Linked DNA regions of Homo sapiens: region 2 is linked to region 1. The links are chromatin loops, found by intact Hi-C in ENCODE. Cell type or tissue: ovary. All regions are shown on one strand.

Evidence for each region. A loop is a pair of places that touch in the nucleus more often than their neighbours do. Peaks named below come from ENCODE experiments on the same cell type or tissue, not always from the same donor. Only the 100,000 strongest peaks of a DNase experiment are listed, where the experiment ranks them.
Region 2: a loop joins it to region 1, with 6 times the contacts of the local background. A loop is called at or near these places in 59 of 110 quality-filtered maps.

What each region holds. Positions count from the first base shown.
Region 1 is chr11:120,525,283-120,530,282 of GRCh38, reverse strand. The region is part of intron 1 of GRIK4 (glutamate ionotropic receptor kainate type subunit 4); the gene reads right to left. Among named protein-coding and RNA genes, the nearest start is that of GRIK4, 16 kb to the right of the region's middle. In ovary, no CTCF peak of the experiment used is centred here; a DNase peak (open chromatin) is centred at 3,017.
Region 2 is chr11:121,102,169-121,107,168 of GRCh38, reverse strand. TBCEL-TECTA (TBCEL-TECTA readthrough) reads right to left here. Exons shown (of 30, transcript NM_001378761.1): 8 at 4,440-4,504; 9 at 1,205-1,338. It overlaps TECTA (tectorin alpha), which reads right to left. Exons shown (of 24, transcript NM_005422.4): 2 at 4,440-4,504; 3 at 1,205-1,338. The coding sequence starts at 4,503. Among named protein-coding and RNA genes, the nearest start is that of TECTA, 3.4 kb to the right of the region's middle. In ovary, no CTCF peak of the experiment used is centred here; DNase peaks (open chromatin) are centred at 1,714, 2,047 and 2,468; H3K27ac peaks cover 1,043 bases.

The sequences.
Region 1 (5,000 bases):
CGATTCATTTGCTCACCATTATTTTTTAAACTCAAATTTTATTAGCAGTGGAGCATGAGTAATAAATACTAATACACTGTTTGCACTTGAATTAGCCCTACATGTCCTGGGACCACAGGGCTATTTGTCAAAGGCAGACGTTTCTCCACACCCGCACCTTGTGGTTGGCACACAGGCATTTCCAAGGTCAGGGACTCTCAGGCATTAAGCAAGAACATGGGGCCTCATAGGACTCACACTTGGGGCACCCTTACTCCTAAGCAGGCCACTGAGCCACCAGGAAGGAAGGGCAAGTGGAGCTGTAATGCTAGAAAAAGGAGAACGGGATCCTAGCTCTACTGCTTACCAGCTGTGTGACTCGGGGCATGCCAGTTTAACCACTCTGAACTTCTGTCTCCTCATCTATAAAACAGGTCAACAGCAGCTGCCTCCCAGGGTTGCTGGAGAGATTAAATGAGATGCTGGATGTGAAAGCACCTTTGTTGGAGAGATTAAATGAGATGCTGGATGTGAAAGCACCTAAAAGCAAGTGTACTTGCACACAGCGGGGATGGTGGTTGAGGTGGGAAAGGCAGGTTGCGAGAGAGGCTACTCCCTATCAGGAGTCAAGGGATACATTGAAATCATCTCCACCTTGTTTCACAGAAGGATAAGTGACAGACAGCACTTTTCCCACTTCCCCCACCACTCCCGACAGGGAACTTACATGTGTGACTATCCAAGGACATCTAAGAGACACTATTAGGCTGCATCTCTGTGCAGATGTCAGGAACCCAGCGCTGTGCAAAACAGATGTGGTCACTGGTGCCCAGGCTGGGCTCTAGGCTCGTCCCTGTAGTAACTGCTAGGGGCTCAGACTAAGGTGGAGGAGGTCACAGCCAAGGGCAATCCCTCTAATGTCGATGGGCACAGCGGCTGGGCTTGCTCCTCTCTTTGGTGCTCGATCGCTTTGCTTCTTTCAACAAATATTTGGCAAGATCCTCCTGTAAGCCAGACACTGTGTTAAAGTGTGGCACAGAAGTGGATGTGGTGACTTGATGCCTGGCCTCCCACAGCTCAGTGCTACAATGTAAGTTGTAGGTTACAATGCAAGGTGGGAGTGCTCCAAAGGGAACGAGGGTTGGGGCTGCAAGAGCACATGAGGGTCGGGGTGGGGGGTTATGCAGGCTCAGGGAGGCGTCAGGAAAGGGCTTCCTGGAAGAGGAATGGATAAGGAGTAGTGAAGCAAGAGAAGGAGAGGAGGTGGAAGGAGGAGTTGCAGGCAGAGTGAACAGCATGTGCAAAGGTCCTGAGGCAGGGAGCCAAAGCTACCCTGGGAAACTAAAGTGCTGTAGATGGGCACATGCTCAATAGATGGTGATGTGGTTTGGCTGTGCCCCCACCCAAATCTCATCTTGAATTGCAACTCCCACAGTTCCCATGTGTCGTGGGAGGAAACTGGTGGGAGGTCATTGAATCATGGAGGCAGGTCTTTCCCGTGTTGTTCTCATGCTAGCATCTCATGAGAGATCTCATGGGTCTCACAAGATCTGATGGTTTTATGAGGGGCAGTTTCCCTGCACAAGCTCTCTCTTTGCCTGCTGCCATTCATGTAAGATGTGACTTGCTCCTCTTTGCCTTCCGCCATGATTGTGAGGCCTCCCCAGCCACGTGGAACTGTAACTTCATTAACCCCTTTTTCCTGTATAAGTTACCCAGTCTCTGATATGTCTTTATCAGCAGCATGAAAACAGACTAATACAGATGGGTTCCCTAAGACAGGCTCAGAGGAAAGAAGGGTCCCCCATAGTCCCTGCCCTCAGCCAGCCTCCAGTCAAACAGGGGTGACAGGACCAACATATTTCAGACAGACTTAATATAAAAAAATTATAGGGTCGGGCTTGGTGGCTCATGCCTGTAATCCCAGCACTTTGGGAGGCCAAGGCGGGCAGATCATGAGGTCAGGAGATCAAGACCATCCTGGCTAACACTGTGAAACCCCATCTCTATTAAGAATACAAAAAATTAGCCGGGCGTGGTGGCGGGCACCTGTAGTCCCAGCACTTTGGGAGGTTGAGGCAGGCAGACTGCTTGAGCTCAGCAGTTCAAGAACAGCCTAGGCAACATGGTGAAACCACGTCTGCACAAAAAATACAAAAATAAAAAATAAAAAATAGCTGAGCATTGTGGCCCATGCCTGTGGTCCCAGCTACTCAAAAGGCTGAGGTGGGAGGACCGGCTGAGCCCGGGAGATCGAGGCTGCAGTGAGCCCAAATCCCGTCACTGGGCAATAGAGTGAGACCCTGTCTCAAAAAAATAAAATAAAATAAAAGGACTTGTTTGTTGATGAGCTCACTCTATTCACAACGCATGTGTCCCTGCTGAGGGCCAGGATAAAGCAGCTGAAGGGGTTAACCAGAGCAGGCCTCCCAGAGGAGGTGAGGCTGGTTCCGCTGGTAAAGAAGCCTCTTCCTCCACCCGTGAGTGGGACCACCAGGCCCTCTTTTTCCCCACCTGATTGGAAACCTTGGACAACAATGAGGCTGTATCTGCTCTGCCAGCTGCATATAAATGCAAGCACAATGCCACCTCTCTCTCACCAGACAAGGCCACACGCCAGGGGTGGCTTAGTGTGAGCGAGGCTGTCTGGCTCAGCCACATCACAAAGGTAACAAAAGCACCTGAATGCCCGTCTTCCTCCCAGCCCCCAGCCCGCCCCTGGAGGATGCAGGTGCGAGTGTCTGGGGCGCAGTTAGGCCTCTGGGAGGAGATAAATCCCCAGCACGGGCTCCAGGAAGGCAGGAGGGAACTTGCAGCGGCTCCCTGCTCCCCTCCTCTGCTGGGATAAGCATTGCCATGCTCCCTCTCTCACCGGCAGGGGTCTGCCCTGAGGGGTTTTAACTGAGTGAAACACCATCTGCTCCGGGGTCCCCACCCAGCAGACCCTGCAGACAGATGCTGTCCAGCTCCCGCCCCTGCTTCCTCCCACTCTGGAAGCATCTCCACCCTGGGGCCGCAGGGAGCTGAGGCTGCTCTCCACATTCCATGAAAGCTGAGGCCTGGCAGGACCCCAGCAGGGGCAGAGCCACAAAGATGACGCAGCTCCAGAAGCCAAAGCCCCGGCAAGCCGAGGCGGGATCAGGGCAACCCCACCTGCCTTTGCATCCTCCAGGTTCCCCAGGACTGGGTGCTGGCTCTGGTCAGACCCTCTGCCACGGGCTGGCTGTGTGACTTTGGGCAACTTCTGCAACCTCACTGAGTTTCCCCACTTGTAAAATGTGAGTTGTTGAGGTTTAAATGAGAAAATGTTTCTTCTGCCTAAAGTGTTCAACCACTATTTCTATTAACATCATTCCAGGTTTCCTCTTGGACACTGTCAAGTGACCGCCCTTTAGCCATTTATAACCTGACTGTGATAAGCACTTTAAAAACGAACTTTTTTTTTCTTTTTTTTGAGATGGTGTTTCACTCTTGCTGCACAGGCTGGAGTGCAATGGTGCAATCTTGGCTCACTGCAACCTCTGGCTCACTGCAACCTCCGCCTTCCAGGTTCAAGTGATTCTCCTGCCTCAGCCTCCCAAATAGCTTGGATTACAGGCATGTGCCACCACACCTGGTTAATTTTGTATTTTTAGGGGAGATGGGGTTTCACCATGTTGGTCAGGCCGGTCTTGAACGCCTGACCTCAAGTGATCCACCAACCTCATCCTCCCAAAATGCTAGGATTACAGGCATGAGCCACTGTGCCCGGCCTAAAAACAAACTTTTTGAATTGATGTATACTGTTTACACAGAAAAGTGCACATGGCTGGGCACAGCGGCTCACACCTGTAATCCCAGGGCTTTGAGAGGCCGAGGTGGGAGGATCGCTTGAGCCCAGAAGTTCAAGCCGGGGCAACATAGAGAAACACTGTCTCTAGAAAGAAAAAATATAAAAAATTAGTGGGGCATGGTGGTACATGCCTGTAGACTCAGCTACTGGGGTGAGAGGGCGGGTGCCAGGGTGGGAGAATCACCCTGAGCCCGGGAGATGGAGATCATGCCACCGCACTCCAGCCTGGGCGACAGAGTGAGACCTGCCTCAAAGGAAAAAAAGAAAGAGAAGTGCACATAAGTGTGCAGCTCAAGGAATGTCCACAGAACTAGCTCTCAGATCACGAAATAGAGCATTATCAGTATTCTAGAGGCCCTTTCTCAGGCCCCCTGCCAAGGCTAACTGCTATCCCAGCTTCTATTACCATAGATTACTTCGCCTGTTTTTGAACTTTATATAAATAAAATCACACAGTACGTACTGAAAACACCTTCAGACTTAAGAAGCCCTTTCACAGGTGGTATCTTATTTGCTCTTCCCCAACCCTGTGAGATTAGGTTTTTCATTGTCCCCATTTTATTGCTGAGCAAACAGAGGCTTCAGATACATGAACAAACTTGTCCAACGCCGCACAGTGAGTAGAGAGAGGGACTCTAACTCCAGCTGTCCAAGCCCTCCCGTCACCCCCCACCACACCAGGCTACTTCCCACACGTCAAACCAGCCTCTCCCTGTGCCCCAGTTAAGGCCGCTCCTCCCCAGAGCCCTACTTCCTCCAGGAAGCTTCCTTGGATTGCTCAGAGGAGAACCATCAGCTTGTCCCACTCTGCCCCCATCCCCAGCCTAGACACGGGGACGTAGCACGCGGCTAACCTTGGTGTGGGTCTGATGAGTGTGTGTTGACTGCCTGCTATGGTTTCTGTAACACCCCTGCTGGTCTCTTCTCCATGTGCCTCTCAGAGTCACAACACCCAGAGGACAGGGCTGCTTCTACAGCTCTTTCCACGCCCTGCCCAGTATGAATGGGGCTGGCTGGCAGCTGGGGTTGGAATGGGCACTGCATTAGGTCAGGTGGGGAGCAGGGCACATGCTCCCCTGGTTTGATGGGAGGCTCCTGGTGAGTCCGTCTAATGAAAGGTATGATACCAAAGGCACTAGCGGCCAGGGGACCCCATTTCAAACCTCGATTCTGCAAGTCACATGATCTC
Region 2 (5,000 bases), 580 kb before region 1:
AGCTATTACAAAGACAGACTAGGGAGGCCCTGCCGTGAATAGAGTATAAAAGGCGTTTCAGGATGTCAGAATGAAGTGTTTGCTAGGGAACAACAGGTGTAATTAAAACACACAGACTGGCAGAGGAAGCTGGTGATGACTCACGTGTGTCTTGATTATATCCTATGGTTGAGATCAGTGGTTCTCAAACTTTTGTGGGCATCAGAACCACTTGGAGGACTCATTAAAACACAGATTACTGGCTCCTCCTCCCAGAGTTTCTGACTCAGTAGGTGTGGGGTGGGACCTGAGAAATGACATTGCTAATGAGTGCCTGTGTGACGCTGCTTCTGCAGGTTCAGGGACCACCGTTAGGTAATGGAATAGTGAACTCTTTTCTAGCGGGAATCATCCCGGAGCCATAAATCAAAAGTTGGGGAAGAGAGAGGTCCCAGACGTAGAGATGGCCAGAGGTGGACATGCTTAGGGTTGCATTCTTCCTCCAGGGGTGTGGTATAATCCCTCACCCAGTTCTTTAAGGCCAACAATAAAGCCAGGCTCGGCTGCTCTGAATCTTCCTCTTCATGTGCCACAGTTTCGCTAGCAGCAAACCCAATGATCCAAAAAACCAAAAACAAAAACCTGAGAACACAGGTGCCTAGGAGAGCTCTGATCACAAATGGGACCATTTCTTAGTGTGGGTTGGGCGATGAGACCCTCTGGCCTATCTACAGACCCATATTGAGGGTGGCCAATTCTGCAAACAACTTTGATATAATAGTTGATTACCCCCCTACTGTGTTCCGACTCTGCTTCAAATTGGTAGGAAGCCCAAGAACAGCAGATGCCTAAACTTTTCACACCCCCAGAAGGGAAAGAAAAATGATATTGCTCCTACTGTGGTTCATTGTATCTTTTTATCTCGTTGAGTAGCAGAAATAACATTCATGGCATTGGGGCTTCTGCTTCACTTCTATGTTTAATCACTGACAAAAGCAATTTATTGCCCTGTATACTCCTCCACTATGAACATTAGCCATTAAATATACCTTTGACTTTCTTATTCATAAAACCTATCAGCTCATGAAATCTCAGAACTTGTCGTTTTGGCTGCCAATAAATCCTCCCTTCCCAGAGCTCTGGAAGAGGATACTTAAAATGCTTTTCTTAATGACAAACAAAAGGGAGGGCCAGAGAACAACAGATGGGCTGCTTCTCCACTTACATAGACAGTGCGGTAAGGAACGCCAAAGAAGAAAACTGGGATGGCCAACTTAATCTCAGATGAGCTTCCATCATCTACTTTAGGGGTTTTGGTGTCATTCTGCCAAAATGGATACATGAGCTCCCTGGGCTGAGCTGTCAAGAGAGATGATGGTTAGATAGATGGCAGCTCCCTCTGCCGTTTGGCAATCTACATCTCTCCTACCTACTGAAGCCAGCTTCTTTCAGTAGGGCTTGCAAGCTGAATGCAAGTCATACTGCCCTGTCATTCATCCTAAACCTAGGCCATACACAGCGCAGTATCTTCTGCTCTGGGAAACGGGAAAATGGGAGTGACATTGTTTCTCCATAGGAGAAAGCACTTTGTGCATGTTCTTGCACTTTCATGCATCTTGGTGATATCTATGGCTACAGCTGGCTGGAAATTTGTGAAATTTCCCTGGAAACCTTGAGCTTTCTGGATACTGAGAGGCAGCCTCTAGGTCTGGCATGGCCACAGTTTTGAAGCTCCTGTTCTAGCTCAAGAATTCCACTATCGTGTGTTTTCCTGAAAGGAGTTCCCTCCCTCTTGCTGCACAATTGGAGAAAATCCCAGATCCCAGAAGGAAATAAACAACAGTGGGAACTGAGACAAAAGTGGGAGGAGAGGATTTGTAGCAATTGGCCCATGAATGACCTTGATTGAGGGCGGCCCTGCAAGAGGCTCTTTGCCCAACTCCTTTTTTACAAAAGACAGACATGAGATCCTCCGGGGTCAGAGGGTTGGGTCCTTGAGAACTCTTTGGAGAGAATGAATTGCAGGGCTCTGATTGGTCCTCCTGGTCACTGGAGAGCCATCACACAAACACACACTGCATCCCGCTGTGACAGGGTCACCTCCTCTCCTGGCTTGCTGCTCCCAGGTTTCCCGTCCATACTGTTGCAAGATGTGGCTCAGTTTTGTGGGAGAAATGAGACAAGTTCCCTAGGGTCTGCATCACTGAGGATCAAGTCCAATAGCATCTGTGAAATAATCTACATTTTGGGTGTTACTTTTCTTTGCCTCTGTCCTTTCTTCTCCTGAATGAATATAAGACAATAGGACACTATCGTTTTCTCCCTTTTTTCCTTTCTTTAAATTTCTCATTCTCGGGGGCAGGGGCAAGACCATGCTGGGCATCGGCCACACTTCTTGAGGTACCTGCTTGCTGCTATGAGATGCCGACACCCCCATTCTCATGTCGGGCCTTCTACTTGGGAAAGTCCCTGCTCTGTGCTGATGGAAGCAATAGGCTGGGGAGCAACCGGCCAAGGACTGTCTTTGCTCCTTTGGGAGGCTTTTGGTGAACAGACAACAGCTCATGTAAAAGAGAGGAGTGCAAAGCGGCCAGAAAGCAGGCCTGTTGCACCAGGCCAAGAGCCAGCTCTCCAGTTCTGAAGCAGGGAGCAAGAGGAGTTATGCCTCAACGGAGGGCTAATTTCTTTCCAGGGGCTGACATCCAAGGAGAGCAGCAAAACTAATCTGGTCATTCGTGTATATGCATCGTCCAAACCCCAGAAGTTGCTGAGAAGCAGCCCGAATTTGAGGCTGTAGGAGGCGCTGTGTCGGGTCATAGGCACTCTGGGCCCATGAGCTGTATTTAATGTCACAACCAGCAGGTGAAAAGGGGTCTTCTAACATTTCTATTTACATAATAGTAACAAATTAAAAATTCCTGGAAGTACTAATTAAAAAAAATCTTTATAATCTCTACTACAGTATTATACACAGGTACTTATTTCTGAAGTTAACAGTAACAAATTATGTCCTGGCATGGATTTATCCTTCATGGGGAACTTTTTAGGAGTCATGCCCAAGTATGAATGAGGGCTCAAATTCACACTGAATTATCATCATCTGTATGGAAAGATTAATTGGTATTTTGGGCTGCACTGATTGGCCAATCTGCCTAGGGAATGGAAAACCCATAATACCGCATGGAGGAGACGGAAAACCATGGCCAGGGAGAATGACCCTAACTTCCTCTTCTGCTGCAAAGGTGAGGCAGTTTGCAAGATTCTTCTCTTCGTGGGTGATCCTAATTAGTTCACAATTTTGAATAGGAAAGAACGGACTGTTAAATATTTTTAATTTTAAGAAGGATACAAACATTAAGAATATCTAATATGGTAAATAATACTTGTCAAATGAAAAAGAGGGTGCTAAACACAAGGGCGTAGGTTTAAACTACGGTAATTAACACTGCAGAAGCCATTATTATTTTTATATATATATATAAAACTGTTAGCAGCATGGCCTATCAATAACATCAGAGTTGCTAAAAGAAAGAATATCCCTATCCATGCTTGCCCTAAGCTGAGAATTTCACAATAAACATAGCTATGTTTCCAGGATTTTTTTTTTCCCACCAAATAAAATGTACTTTCTTGGAGCTGGGGTAGGAGGTTGAAGTCAAGGGCCCTCTTTCATTCCCGTGGGGTTTCACACTATGGTTTAACTGCTTAAATTCACCAATTCTGGAAAAATATTAGCACTGCACAGGGGCTTGACGTGTTCATCTCAGACTTGTACTCATGTGCCACTTGAACTAGACAAACTCGCAAGGTAAAGAAAGGTGCCTTAGAATTTTAGCCATAAAAAGTTAAAATCTACGTAGACCGCCCCGTCTTTGTCTAAAATCCAAAACAACAGTAGAAAAAAGACATATGTGGCCTTTCACTTACCCAGGGCAGTGCTACACAGAGAAAAAGAAGGAATCACTGAGGGGAAAAATTGTCTTATTTAAGTTTTAGATTTGAGGGCCACGTAAAAGGTCACTGATACACAAACCACTGACATCAATGCTATTGTAATTTCCTAGTTTTTGGCCGAAATAAGTAGATTCTTTAAAGTCTCCACCACAAATTAAATGCCTTAATGGAAATCAGTGATCAGACATGAAGTGCACATACCCCTATCTTATCTACTTTTAATGGAAATAATTTTGCGTAATTTTAAAGATCTACTCCACTAGCACAGGGCAAGCTGGTACATACAAATAGTATTTGAAGTTAAATAAGAAAAAAGTGGGAATATAAGTAAACCTCATTTAAAGTTAATGAATTTTACCCTTGATAATAGAATTTAATTACATTTTTCTCTTGTATCTGTAGACACACATGCACCTGCCCTTACAATTGTGGTTCCAATAAAAGTGTCTCTTTATCAATTCAAGAGCATGCTAACTGAGAGCTTTATGGAATTCTGTAGTACTCACCTTGGTGCTGTACAAGTGCGAAGATGAAAGAGACCCAAATTCTAAGGAATGATGAATAATTCATCCTGGAATTTTAAAAAGAAAATGAAAAAAAAATCCCCAGCTTGCCAGAGTAAACAGAACACCAGGTGTGTTTAGTGGCTAATCCCAAGACCATCAAAACCGTCATAGAACAAATTCACATAACAACATCAACAGTGCTGAGTCGGGCTGAAATCCCCTGAATGCTGGCAGGTCCTCCGAAGTTCAACACTTCATGAACAAATTAGATGCCCAGAAGAAGCCAGTCTGGAAGTGTAATGAGATCATTCAAACTGTCAAGTAATTATTTAGGATCAGTGAGAGTGGTATGCGTAAAGGAAAGGTATCCCCTCTGCATCAAATAAAGCGCTGAAAACTAGGACCCAACGCTAAAGATGCATGCAGGTCCCGGGTTGTGTCTCTGCAGCAGAAACCACACCCCAGTGAGACCTGGATTTCCTAATTTTCACTACAGCTTTCCATCAGAATCAAACAAAAGTTGGTTAAAACACAATGTGTTCTACAGCTAGGAGAATTTAG